Regions from separate parts of the Mus musculus genome. Here region 2 is linked to region 1. A link is a contact called in ENCODE Hi-C or POLR2A ChIA-PET data. All regions are on one chromosome and are shown on one strand. Each heading gives the region's core, a stretch centred on a gene start or an enhancer-like site at or near the end of the contact. The rest is flanking DNA. Distances are from core to core; before and after follow the strand shown.

Region 1 (6,877 bases), core at 1,679-4,178:
ATTAAAAGAATGTGTAACCTCCTCAAACTTGCAAAGTTTGAAATTCCTGCCTCTCTTCTTGCTCTGCCACCAGCTCCCCCCAGGCACCGCATGCCTACCGACCCCTACTTCCTGCTAGTCTCCGGGTCCCAGTCTCATCCACCTCAGGTTTTATGATTTACATTCCCCACTGGGAGAAATCCAACCAGTTCTTCAAGGTGCAGGGCAAACACTCTCTATTCTTGCCCTTCCCTGAGCCAAATCTCCACCCCACCTCTAGGAACAATTGTGTGTAACTCGGACCCTGCCTGCCTGTTCCCCACCTGGCCCAGAGCTAGACAGAGGACATCTTGGGGAGGAATGCTCTCACCGTACCACTGTCCTAAACTCACCCCAAACATGCAGTATGCCCACCGGCGATCACTTACTCTTCCATCTATGATAACACAGGCTTTATTCAGCACCGGTCAAATACTTGCAAAAATTAAACAAAGCAGGGATAGGAGTCCTTTCTTCCAAATCTAGAACAAAGTGCCTGGTTCTAACCTATCTACACTCTGTGGAGAATGTGCTGCTCTGGAGAACCTAGGCGGCTGCTCGAGAGGTTCGAAGCATTTGTTGCTCCTGCGGAAATGAAGGCTTGATTCCCCAGCACCCAAATAGGGAGGCCCACAACCACCCATTGCTCCAATTTCCAGGATCTGGCCTGTTCTGACCTCCCTGGGCACCAGGCACACAGGTGGCACACAGGAAGGCAAACATTCATAAACATAAGGAATTGTAATTAACTTAAAAAAAAAAATCGAGTCTGGTGCCATAAGCCTGTGACCTGAGCACTGAAGAGGCAGGAGGTGCAAGAGCAAAGGAGATCTTCATCACCGCAGAGACTTTGAGGCTACCCTGGGGTACGTGAGACTGAGATGAGGTCTGAACAGACTCACCTTACCCTCAGGCCCACTGCTGAGAGGCAGAAGCAGGAGGACCATAAACCTCAGCAGCTCCGGCTCCTAGTGAGTTCTAGGCTATCTCGAGCCACACGGAGAAACTATCGTAGTAATATAATGATGGTGACACGCTTACGGCTCTAAAGCTAGAAGACACCACTACACTCAGGTCAAAGACCTTCGCACGATCCCATAGCTAAGGACTGGAGGCCAAAGGGATTCTATCCAGCCACTACCCACCTACCTAAAGCGCCTGCTGTTCAGCAGGCACCTCAAAACATCTGGAGGTGGGGGGTGGGGAACCTGACATGCATAAGGACTTGTGTTAATGTTTTAAATATTCGCTAAAGGAGTTTTCTAGGTTTAATTTTTACGAGGAAAGGCTCATTAATCCCTAATCGCATAGATCACATTAACAGCTATTTTCAAACTCAGCTGTGCCAGTTAAGGCTATAAAATATTGTTGGGAACACACAAACAACCAAAACTTCTGCTCAGTAATGGTTTTGACCAGAAACTCATCCGCCGGAGTCAGTTTTTCCTTATTTGTGCCCAAAGGCCCAACAGACTAAACATTACAGCTGCCCCAATTTTCTAATTTCAACTTGCATTTATGATAACGCTTTTGTTTCGTGTACGGCGCTCAGGCTGCTGACACAGCTGGGCCGCTTCTTTGTAATAAACACAGGGCTTCTATATTTAAAAGTACAGTGCAACTTTGTTGTAACATCCCCTCCCCAGTCTCCGGGCTAATTTTCTGTCTTCCAAGCTCCACCTCCATCCCATGATTTTTTTTTTTTTTTAAATCAGTGACGCTCCAAACAGCCTCCGGGAAAGCCGGCTCTGTTCTTTCAAGACATCTCATCCCAGTGGTATTTTTCTTCTCCGCAGTTTGCCGTGTGTTTGAAGAGGAAAGGGGAGTTAGAAGGAAAATAAGAGACATTCTGCAAAAGCCTTGAGGCGAGGGTTGCTGGGGGGGGGGGGGAGCGGTGGACCGGGCTCGGGTGCACGCGGCGGGGGTCCTAGAGCCCAGCCGGCGACAAGGGATCGGCGGGGGTCTGGCGATAGGGAGCAGCGGGGTGGTCTCCAGCCGCTGTTGACAGTAACTGGAGCGCAGCGGGCACGCCCCGGCCCGCCGAGTAGGAAGGGGGCGGCGGAGCAGGGTGTGGGCCGAGGGGGCACCCGGGCGGGGGGAGATAAGGCGAGGCCCAAGTTAATCATCACCTCCCGAGCGCCTGGAAAAGTACGGGCTGAGGGCGGGGTACAGCCGCGGGGAAAGCGAAACTCCTCTCGCAGCGGGCCCGAGAGCGGCCGCCGCGCTCCTCCGGCCTCCGAGAGCCAAGCTCCCATCCACGGGAGCAACTACACTGCCTGCTCCCAAACTCACCCCGAACACGGCTGCAGAAGTCAGCCAGAGCCACTAAGCAAGTAAACTCAACTAGAGCAAAAAGTGACACTGTTCCCATACCGGGAGTCGAACCCGGGCCGCCTGGGTGAAAACCAGGAATCCTAACCGCTAGACCATATGGGAAGTGCTGCTACAAGCACTGCTGTGACCCACCTGACTAGCGTCAGCGCCGCTACCACTCAGCCACTCTGCTGCAACTCGCGCCGCCGAAGCCGCCCCCGCGGCCGCTGCCCCACGCGCGGGCACGAGCCCGGCGGAGCGCGCGGGCGTGGCGGGGGGGAGGAGCGGGGCCGGTGCGCGCCCCTGGAAAGTTCTGAGCCGAAGCCGGGCGCCCCGTGCGCTCCCGGAACGGGCGGCTGCGCCTTTCTTTCTCAGCCGTCAGGTCCCGGGCTGCTCCCCGGTCACAGAGCGGGCGGGCAAGCCGGCAAAGCCGAGGGCGGCGCCGGCTGTGGGAACGGCGGCGTGCGGCCGGGGCTGGGGGGAGGCGATCGAGCCTCTCGGCTGCGAGCCAGCTCGGGAGTGGAGGTTCTGGATCCCGGGAGGCGTGAGGACCGCGGGATGGAGCCTGGGTCGGACGCTCGGGGCCCGCGGCTCCGGTCCCGTCGCGCTTTCGTCCCTTCTGGGTGACCTCAACCCCTTTATACCGACCCCACCTCTCAGGCGCCGCGAGTACCGCCCCGTGGGGGAGGGGAAGAGGCGGTGACAACCGCGCGCGCGGGTTGGGCCGTCGCGGCCGCCGTAGTCCACCCGTGGAAACGCCGTACCCGGGGGGGACGCCGAGACCGAGAGGTCCTGGCTTGAGCCACCGGCGGACATCAGTGAGCGGGATCGCGGGCTGCCCGCGGAGCTGCCGCCGTCATGTGAGTCGGGTCGGGTCGGGTCGGGCTTGCGCCGCCAGGCGCCCGCGAGTGGCCTCCTCCCGCCCCTCCGCTCGCCCGGGGCCGCCCGACCTGCGGGGCCGGTTCTCTCGGAGACGCGGCCGCCCTCTAGGCAGGAGCCGGGGACTCGGGTGCCGCCCCCGCCCGCCCGCCGGGGCCCGGGCCCGGGGCCGGGGTGGCGCTGCGGCCTCAGACGTCCAGGGGCTTTTCCCAGCCTCGCGTCCCCAGAACGAATGAATTAGCTAGAAGGGCACGGGAAAGAGAAATACTTTGAGACTTCTTCATCTCGGTGCAGTGTGATTTACCTTCACCGGAGAGCAGTTTTCCACGGACTTTAGCTTTACATAAATAATACAACTGCTTTGCTAAGACAGAAGTCCGAAAACAGCCTTATATCCCATTTTTTAACAACTGTAAAAATTCCTTTCAATTTTTGGATAAGCTTAGAGTTGTTTTTATCTTTTCAGGGCCGACTACTGGAAGTCACAACCAAAGAAATTCTGTGATTACTGCAAGTGCTGGATAGCAGACAATAGGCCTGTATGAAATTTTTATTAAAATATTCACGTGATGTGTTGTTTTTTTGACTTTAGTGTGTATAAGCCACTTTCGTGTATAGTGCTCTTTATTCTTCAAAACCTAAAAAGGTTTCTTTTGTTTGATTCCTCTTATGAAAGCTATAGCCTTCTCCTTTTCATCAATCTGACTTTGATTTTAAGGCCAAATTATTTCTGGGGACTTTGAGGAAATGGACAGTGAGTGGGATAATCTTGTTTATGGAATACCTGCCCCTTAAAAAGGAATATTGTAGTTTTTCCTGTTCTCCACAGGAAGGAGAACAGCATTATTCCCTGGTGAGATACAAAGGGAGCAGCTGTAATATACCTTATGCTGAAAGCCTTGAGCCCACTATTTTTGCAAGGGGGTTGGGGGCGGTGATTTTTCAAGACAGGGTTTCCAGACAGCAACTCACTCTGTAGACCAGGCTAGCCCGCAGCCCACAGAGATCTACTTGGCTTTGCTTCCCAAGTGCTGGCAAAAAAGGTGTGTACCATGGCTAGACTCCTAGATCCAACTTTTTGTTTGTTTGTTTGTTTTTTTGTTTTTCAAGACAGGGTTTCTCTGTATAGCCCTGGCTGTCCTGAAACTCAGGCTATTGTAGACCAGGCTGACCTCGCGGAGTGCTGGGATTAAAGGTGTGCACCACCACTTAGATCCAACTTTTAAAGCATAAAGTAAGACGTCAGCTGGCTTTCTTCCCTCTTAGACATTCTACAATCAGACAAGCTACTGTATCAAAAGCTGTGGGCTATGGGGACTGGAGAGATGGCTTCACAGTCAGTAACAACTCCTGCTCTTGCAGAGGGTTGAGGTTCAGTTCCCAGTACCCACATGGCAGTTCGACACTACCTGTAACTCCAGTTTCAGGGTGTCCGACAGCCTCTTCTGACCTCCATTAGCGGCTATGCTCATGTCCTTACACACTCACAGGGGCGTAGACCCAGAAAATACGTTTTGAAAAACTACAGGGTCAGCAAGGGCAGAGGTGGTTCCCATCTTTAATCCCAGTATCCAGAGGCTATTAAGCAGATCTCCGAGCTCAAGGGCCGCTTGTTCTACAGAGTGAGTTCAAGGACAGCCAGATCTACGCAGAGAGATCCTGTCTTGAAAAAGCAAACCCTATAGTGTCTTGCATATACATAACGTATTACTTGGCAGAACTATTGTACACCACGGAATGATGCCATATTTTGTGCTACAGTCTGCCATTACACACTACTAAATCATCTTAGGCTTTGAGAGGAGTTTTGCTCTTCCCTTTGGCTTTGCTAGTAGGTGCTAAAGATTGTGCATATTTTATTTGGCTTAGGCTAATCCCTACCAAAACTGCCATGAGATTTTAAAACCACATAAATTGAAAAAAATATCCCAGGAGGTACCTATGCAATAAAATAACTTTAATGAGTTATGAAAATAAATTATCTTTCTAGAGGTCTGTGTGCATCTCCCTACATATCTAGTAATTTATTAGTGAAAACTATTTAATTTTGAATGGTGCTTTAATACAGTATTCTTTGTGTGGTATAATCAGCTGTAAGTAACTCGGTATAGGAACAATAGAGACAACTGTTTGCCTTACAAACTCTAGCTTTAAAGAGGTACTCTGAGGAGTATATTAGAATAGCTCCATTAATACATCATACAGGGTTTGATTGACAGGACTTTTAGGGTACTTCTTATTTCTTTCCACCAGACATCTATAATTTGTGAGAACTTCTGGATATTTATGTAGGCCCCAGTGCTCAGTCAGCCATCCCTGTCCCCAGCCATCTAATTATGTTACTCTTCAGAAGTCACCTCCCCCTTTGCTCAGGTCCATCCTTTCATTGTTTCTGTGTGTATGTATTTTATTCCATCTTGTTCACAGGGTACAGAGGTTTTTTTAACTGAACAGTGTATCCTGAAGGTGTCTCCCATGTCAGTACATAGGGAACTGTGTGCTGCCTTTCTGTTCAATAAAAGCCTGTGGGAGTGCACGCAGTTCACTTACCCAGTCTCCAGTAGATAAACTACAAGATTGTTGCTACAAACAGTCACTTTGTTTTACTACATCATTTTGCACAATGTGAGGAATTTTTTAAAGTGTGTGTCTGTGTGTTGTTGCTGTTGTTGTTGTTGTTGTGGATGTTCTCTGGTATGCGAATAGCAGAGGACAACTTCAGGAGTCTGTTCTTCTATCATGTGGGTCCTGGGGGTTGAATCTGGTGGTCAGGTTTGGTGGTAAGCACCTTTACCCACTAAGCCATCTTACCTGCCCAAACAAGGAATTTTTAAGTATCTATTTTTCTTAATATTTTAAAAACAAAGTCTTTTACCTGCTTTGGCTTTTTGAGACAGGGTTTCTCTGTGTAGCCCTGGCTATCCTGGAACTACCTCTGTAGACTAAGGTGGCCTCTAACTCAGAGATCTGCCTGCCTCTGCTTCCTGAGTGCTTAAAAGATTAAAACAGCGCTCCACCACTGCCCAACTAATGCCAAGCTTTAAGGATAATTTTTATTTCTCTTAGAAAAACAGAGCAATGAAATTCTAGAGGCTTAACCAGTTTTGACATTTAATGTGGGTGGTGGTGTTGCTGTGGCTTTTATTTGTTTGGTGGTGGTTGTTTTAGTTTGGGGAGATAGGGCACTTTTGTTATTCTCTTTTTGTTTTGAGACACTTAAGCAAATAGCTTCAGGTGGCCTGGAACTTGACCAGTGTTCACAGTGCTGGGGTTTTTGGGGTTACAGGTATATGCCACTGCCCAGCTGTGACGTCTTTCTTTTTAAAAGGCATCGTGTCTCAAGTCCTTTTTACACTAACCTGTATTCCCTGGGTTAGTCAGGAGAGTACTGTGTATGTCTTCCCGCTGATGTGGTCATCCTTGCTTGTTTTAAGAACCAGAGAACACCTGGTGGGAGAGTGCAATAGTCTGCTTAGACCACCAGCATCATTTGATCCAAGATCAGTTTATATTAAACTAGTTATTTTCTATTTTTTGCCATTATGATTTTTTTTTTTTAAAGATTTATTTATTTACTATATGTAAGTACACTGTAGCTGTCCTCAGATACTCCAGAAAAGGGCATCAGATTTCATTAGGGATGGTTGTGTGCCACCATGTGGTTGCT
Region 2 (6,942 bases), core at 4,401-6,900, 180 kb before region 1:
TACACGCATCCACAGGGTGTGTGCAGGCAAGGATTTTACACACATCCAGGGGGTGTGCAGGCAAGGATTTTACACACATCCAGGGGGTGTGCAGGCAAGGATTTTACACACATCCAGGGGGTGTGCAGGCAAGGATTTTACACACATCCAGGGGGTGTGCAGGCAAGGATTTTACACACATCCAGGGGGTGTGCAGGCAAGGATTTTACACACATCCAGGGGGTGTGCAGGCAAGGATTTTACACGCATCCACAGGGTGTGTGCAGGCAAGGATTTTACACACATCCAGGGGGTGTGCAGGCAAGGATTTTACACACATCCAGGGGGTGTGCAGGCAAGGATTTTACACGCATCCAGGGGGTGTGCAGGCAAGGATTTTACACGCATCCAGGGGGTGTGCACGCAAGGATTTTACACACATCCAGGGGGTGTGCAGGCAAGGATTTTACACACATCCAGGGGGTGTGCAGGCAAGGATTTTACACGCATCCAGGGGGTGTGCAGGCAAGGATTTTACACGCATCCACAGGGTGTGCAGGCAAGGATTTTACACGCATCCAGGGGGTGTGCAGGCAAGGATTTTACACGCATCCACAGGGTGTGCAGACAAAGTGCCTTAGACTGATCACTAGACTCTTTTTGCCATCAAGCTTAACAGTCTAAACACTGTCCCTCCCAACATAGCCCCTCACCCGGTCTTCTGCAATTCTCATAGTCCTGGTAGGTCTGAAATCATCCCCTGAGACTCAGCAGGTGCTGCCAGCTCTGTGGTGACAGTGACAGTGTTTTCCATTCCTCTCTTCCCTTGCAGCCCCACATCCGAGCTCTTAGCCTAAGAGCCACATCTCCACGCAACAATGCCTTTCTTGATCCTTAAACACTCTCCTGCTGCAGCCTTGCACATCCACGGTCCCTCTGCTCAGGACCTCCCAAGCACCAGCCCTCAGTCACTTCTCAGCAGAGAGTTCTAAAACAACTAAATTTCCCAGTGTGAATTGAGGAGCCCTGGCTCCAAGTGAGGTACCACGGAAGAAGACATTTTCTTCAAAGGTGGGTACGTGCCTCAGAGAAAAGCATGCCCGGGACCTCATAAAATCAGGAGCATTGGCCAATACCTGTGCTCCCAGCACTCCAGAGATGGCGGGAGGAAAGTTCAAAGTTTAAGGTCATCCTCAGCTACATATGGAGTTCTGGGTCATCCTGAGCTACATGAGACTGTCAACAACAAAAAAGCAAACCATGTTCTCTGTCCACTTAATGGAGCTATTTACTACATATATGTAAATGATACGTAACCACCTTTTATTTGTTCCTTTGGTCGTAGCCAATCAGTGTTTGGGAAACACATTTTCTGCTGTTTAATCAGTGTGGACTTAACTATAGGCATTTTCTTTCATTCCAGGCTCCCCGTTTCCTCTGCTTCAGGACCCTTCTGCTTTTGCTGCACTGTTGCAGCAATTAAACCCCTCCCTTAGAGGACCCAGTGGCAAAGGCCATCTCCAACATTCTGCCCCATGCTCTAGTTCCAGGGGAGTCCAGCAGTTCCCACCTCCAGCGGAAACCCTAGTAGAAAGGGTATCTTAACATTGGCACTTGAGACAGGCCCCCCATCTCTCATCACACTCCCCTCTCATTCTGCTTCCAGGGCCCCTTGGAGAAATAGGCTCCAGCCAGTGTCACACTGCAAAGCCCTCTGATACTCTAAGAAATCCTGGCAAGCTAGTAACTGGGGGTGCTGGTGGGGTTCCAAGGCTCAACATCCCTTACATACTCAAACCTGTCTGGATGTCCCTCTGGGTTTTTGGAGGGGAGAGAGTGATGGGGAGGACACATCTGAGAACACAGGATAAGCTGAGTAGGCTGCTCCAGGGTGGAGGGAAGAGGGAGGGGAGAGGTGAGGTGCTGGAAGGGGTGGGGACAGAAGGGCTGGCCAGAGCAGGACGCTGCTGTTGCTGCTGCTGCTGCTCCTGCTGCTGCTGTTGTACAGGGGGCATTCGTTGTAGGGACAAGAGGACAGTTGGAACAGTTAGGACAGTGGGATAGGGTCTTCGCGTATCTTACTTCTCCATCTTCAGCCATGACAGAGAACTCAGACAAAGTTCCTATCACCATGGTAGGGCCTGAGGACGTTGAGTTTTGCAGTCCCCCGGTGAGTACCTCCTGGGTCCCCAGGACTGCTGTGGAGTAAGTCCAGACACAGAGACCCCGGCTTCCTGTGGGTGCCAGGTCCACTTCTGGGATCAGGGATTTGGGCCTTTGGATGTGTGGTGATGAGGGAATCAAATGAGAATGTCCAGTGTGGGGGGAGAGTGTCAGGGTACAGAGGATCCACCACAGGCGTGGAGCAGAGGGTGCAGTACTAGGGGGCCGGCCTAGGGAAGAGTCTGCTATGGTACTTCCATGTCTGAGGACAAGGGACACTCGCAAGGCAACCTCTGAGTGTTCTTGGGGCCAAGGTTTCCTACTCCAGTCCTCGCGGTTCCCCCGGGACAGGATGCAGGGATCGCGAGTGTGGGTGGCACGGCAACCAGTCCATCTCCTGCCCCGCAGGCGTACACCACCGTCACCGTGAAGCCCTCCGGGAGCCCAACACGGCTGCTCAAGGTAGGAGCTGTGGTCCTCATTTCTGGCGCGGTACTGCTGCTCTTCGGGGCCATCGGGGCCTTCTACTTCTGGAAGGGGAATGACAATCACGTAAGTTCAACGAGTGACTCCCCAGTTGGGATGCAAGGGCCGCCAGGTGCGCAGGGTGGCCGAACCCCTAGGTGGAGCCAGAGCGCTGCTCGGCCAGCGGGCACAGCCTGCTGCTCCCTTTGGTCCCCTTGGTTCTCTTGGACACCTCCCTTCTCAGGTCTAGCCTAAAGTGGGTACAGGGTACAGGGTAGGCAAGCTCAGGGTTCCTAGGCTGAAAACAGAAACGGGGACTGTTCGAGAACGCCCTGGACACTGTGGGAAAAGCCATTTTCTGCCATCCCAGCCTAACGCAGCTTACCAAGCAGTTGTGAGGCAGTGGGTAGGGCACGTGACCTCTCTGAGCTTCTTCTCCAGAAAGAAAGAAATGAAAGTAAATGATCCTTGATGCCTGTCCCAGCTGAGGAAAGCCATAAATTTAAATAGGACAAAGGGTAGAAAGAATATTCAATCCTACAGCTGAGGGAAACTCTTTTAACAAGAAAGTTCTCCTGTTTGTGACCTATTTATTCATTCTCCCTATTCTGTGTTAAAACAAAAAGTCAGACTTCCTTAGAGGTAACAAATCTCTTTTAAGAATCAGTGTGCTCACCTGTGATTTAATGGCAACAGTCTCACTAACGACTCTCCTCCCTTTATGTGCTCATTGAGATTAAGGCTGGATAGACTCTCTCAAGGAGTATAAAAAGCGTTTCTGTCTGAACTGGGCAGAGTTCCAATGCGTTCTCTAAATACCTGAGTGTGTCCACCTATGTAAAAGGGGACATTTTATCTTGATGACCATTGCCATACCGGGTATAAGCTTATTCCAGCTAATGGAAAAGAATTCCATCTCCAGGGAGCACACAAAGGGCTCTTTCTTAATCACTGTCCTCCAAGGTTCGCTGACTGCCTCTTTTCCTCCTCTCCCACCATGAAATTCAAGGCATGAACAAATTCCAGTACTTAGAGAAAATGGTGCTGAAAGCAATTCAACCATTTTACACAACACATCTTCTGCAGTCACTGCATAATTTGTATTTTTAACTCAAAAGCCTCATGTAGATAAGCAAGCCATTTAGCACAGAGTCTGTTTTAGAGACTATATCAAATTTACAAGCATCAATTTGTAAGATCGGAATTGCGCTGTATTTTGTGTGGATTTGAAAAGTGCCTTAATGTATTTGTATTTTAAATATAGACACTGGTGGATGCTCATATGTGAAAGCACAGAATTTGAACATGAGAGTGATTTTAAATGTCTATGTCTCCATTAGTAGCAGGCTTGAGATTGTCACCCTTGGGGAAATTTGATGGTGTTAGAGTACAAATACTATCTTTTAGACAACAAAATCTCGATGATGAAAGTAATTTAAAGACAAAAAATAGCTTTGATTTTTAAGGGTTTTTTGTTTTGTTTTTGTAAATATTTTGGCCATGAAAGCAATACCATTTGGCATTTAATTAAAGACAAACATGGCTAGCTGACAAGCTTCTTAGAATAAGCCATCACCCTGAAGAAGTGGGCTCCCACTTCTCATATCTTTCATTTTCCTGCAAGATGTTTGGTTTAAAAGAGCAGTATTAAATTCTAAGAATATGGAGGAATAGTAAATCACATTTTATTGCTAACAATCAAAGTTATTGCTATTTCCTACTCAGACAGGAGAATGAAGAAAATCATGGCATTTTTGTTTTCTGGAAAAAAATTTGTCTAATGCTGTTCCATATTATTTAAGTCTGGCAAACAAATCACAGAATTTGAAGTAGAATGCATTTGGCAGTATCTATGCTATGCACATGCATGGATCTGCTGTCTTTGAATATAACTTAAATCACCCAAAGACAGCATAGTCAAAAAAGATAAGTATCTATCACACAGGAACGATCATCAAGCTAATGGACTCCCTGTTCTCTGGAGAGTTTCAGGCCTGGGCTCTCTGCATTAGTTTACAAAGACGCACCAGCTGTGAAGTTCTCACCTCTCCCTTTCATAGGGTTCAACCCCAAAGGACAGTTCTGCTCAAATTTAGCTGGAGGGTTACCAAGCACAGGGCACTAATCATGAGGGGATCGCTGACAGAGCTCAAATATTGAGGCCATTTTTCATCCACATTATTGTAAATGGAACAAGGCGTTGAGACATTGGAAATTCCCATCAGTGCCAGGCAACTGACAACTCTACCAGTTCAGTGAGGTGGGGAGACCATTGCTTGCGGCCTTTTTCTTAGATTAATTTTTCTAGACATTTTCCCAAACATTATGTAATTAATCTTATAGAACCGAGGCCTTATTAAAAACTCATTAGCAAATATCCTTGGCTGTAAAAGGCACCATATTGAGCAGAATTTTGGCAAATAATAAACTTCATTGTACTTGGTGAGAAATAGCCTGAGGTGCCAACATCTCCCTCTCTGGGCTTAGAGAAGATAATGTAATTGCCATTCCAGCAATTCAGCTTTCTGCCCTGCTCAGGGCCCAGAACTCTGGAAACTGCAGACTGCCTCCCACCCTCCCCCACTCCTACCCACCACTCCAAGAGGGCACAGGCTTTTCCTGCAACCACCAGCATGAGAGTGCCAGGCAGACTGTAGCTAGGGATCCTCTCCTGAGAAGAAAAGTGCAACTGTTGGAAAGTGAAATTCCGACTGGAAGGGTCAAAGCCAGCCTGGTACATAGTGTGATAAACTGTGATATGTATGGGGTGGGGGAATAAAGAGGAACCGGCCAACAAGAATTTCTAAATGGTTAGATTCTTAAGTGTTGCACTGCCTTAGTTTGCTGTCATCTGAGCGGTGAACTCACAGGCCAGGTTCCTCTAACAGTCACTGCTAACCCATGTGTACAATGGCTGCTCTGAGCTCCCAGGGCAGAACAGAGCCTGCTTTCTCAGCTGGCGTACAGAAAGGCCTGGTTTAGCCAAAACCAAAAAACAAAACTCCAGGCTTCTATAACTGGGCTGCTTCTGAGGGAGAAACTGGAACAGGCTGCTGGGCTCTGCTCCATCTCCGCTGAGTCTGAATCCTACGGGGTGGCCCCCCAGGCAGTGTGGCTTAGGGAACTGGAGGCTGCTGGGTTCCTGGAAGGAGGCAGGGAGGCAGGGATGGACATGCTGGAGTGGTACCGATATTTCTTAAAGGAAGCCGGCTGCCTGGAAGGAAGGGTAGGAGTGACAGAGCCATTCCCACATCTCTGATGATAAAATAGTGCTCTGTGAGTCTAGTACTAATGAGTTTTCTCCAAGTAACGATCCTGTAATAACGGCTGCGTTTTCTAGTGTTTATCCAGTAGTTGTAGTCACTCTTCATAATGAAGGAGGAAAATCAGACTTGAATAAAGTCACAGTTCTTTGCTGTGCTGAGTGGCTGACCTGGCATGAGTTAGAAATTTTGTCATCGGTTTTCAGTCTTTTCCCTTGGAAGACTTGCACATGTGTACTTGTGCGTGACCACGCATGCACTTTCTACGTTAGACAGACGATAGTTAGATAATGGATGATTAATGAAGACAGATAGCTACCTAAACTCCTAAAAAGAAGGAAAGAAGAGAAAGCCAGCAGCATGCTCGACTGGAGCAGTGTGTGAATTATTTTTAAGCTATGACAGAGAGTGATAAGCTGTCCAAAAAAAAGAAAGTCCTTTGGATAATTTAATTTAGTGATAGCTTTGTTCTTTTGTTCTTTCTTTCTTTCCTTCTTTCTTTCTTTCTTTCTTTCTTTCTTCCTTCCTTCCTTCCTTCCTTCCTTCCTTCCTTTCTTCCTTCCTTCCTTCCTTTTTTTTTCTTCTCCTTCTCCTTCTTCTTCTTTTTGAGAAATAGTTTCTCTATGTAACCCTTGCTCTCCTGGAGTTTGTTATGTAGACCAGGTTAGCCTTGACCTCACAGAGATCTGCCTGCTTCTGCCTCCCGAGTGCTGTCACGTATAAGACAGACCCCAGCCCTGTCTGTAATCCTTACCGTATGCTACCCCACACGTCACCTTGACTGATGAATTTCAAAAATCAGCCTTTAAGCAAAGATGCCAGTGTTTCAGCCAAATGCCTTTCCATCTATCTGTGGGTGGTTCTCAGTCCAGCTACAAATAGAATTAAACTTTAGAAAACTCAACTTCACAGTTGAGCTTTAATTGGTCCAGATATGGTCCCTAGTTGCTTCTGATGGGTAGCCGAGATCCAAGTCCTTGAGCTCTTTAAGTAGCTATCAAGCACTACTGAATATTTTACTTAGTATTTTAAAACAATCAGGCTAAGGAGATGGCTCCCTTGCTAAAGTACT

The links. Hi-C counts contacts between places; a loop is a spot of excess contacts on that map. ChIA-PET counts read pairs that join two places held with the same protein, here RNA polymerase II (POLR2A).
Region 2: a loop to region 1 is called in a map of v-Abl transformed pro-B cells, with 3 times the contacts of the local background. The contact joins the enhancer-like site here to the promoter of Elf1 in region 1. A Hi-C loop is called at or near these places in 1 of 37 maps with a recorded cell type or tissue (v-Abl transformed pro-B cells). POLR2A ChIA-PET finds 5 or more read pairs at or near these places in 1 of 5 experiments (Patski).

Annotation. Positions count from the first base shown.
Region 1 is chr14:79,477,245-79,484,121 of GRCm38, reverse strand. Elf1 (E74-like factor 1) reads right to left here and starts at 2,928. Exons shown (of 9, transcript NM_007920.4): 1 at 2,485-2,928. Wbp4 (WW domain binding protein 4) reads left to right here and starts at 2,854. Exons shown (of 10, transcript NM_018765.3): 1 at 2,854-3,191; 2 at 3,677-3,749. The coding sequence starts at 3,190. n-TEttc4 (a tRNA gene) reads right to left here and starts at 2,454; the gene lies at 2,383-2,454.
Region 2 is chr14:79,657,147-79,664,088 of GRCm38, reverse strand. It overlaps Cnmd (chondromodulin), which reads left to right and starts at 1,906. Exons shown (of 7, transcript NM_010701.3): 1 at 1,906-2,149; 2 at 2,551-2,694. The coding sequence starts at 2,078. Gm41218 (a long non-coding RNA gene) reads right to left here and starts at 1,156. Exons shown (of 5, transcript XR_874848.1): 1 at 1,116-1,156. Within about 2 kb of position 5,650, at least 1 of the 3 ENCODE cell types and tissues checked has a DNase peak (open chromatin) inside an H3K27ac peak, as active enhancers do.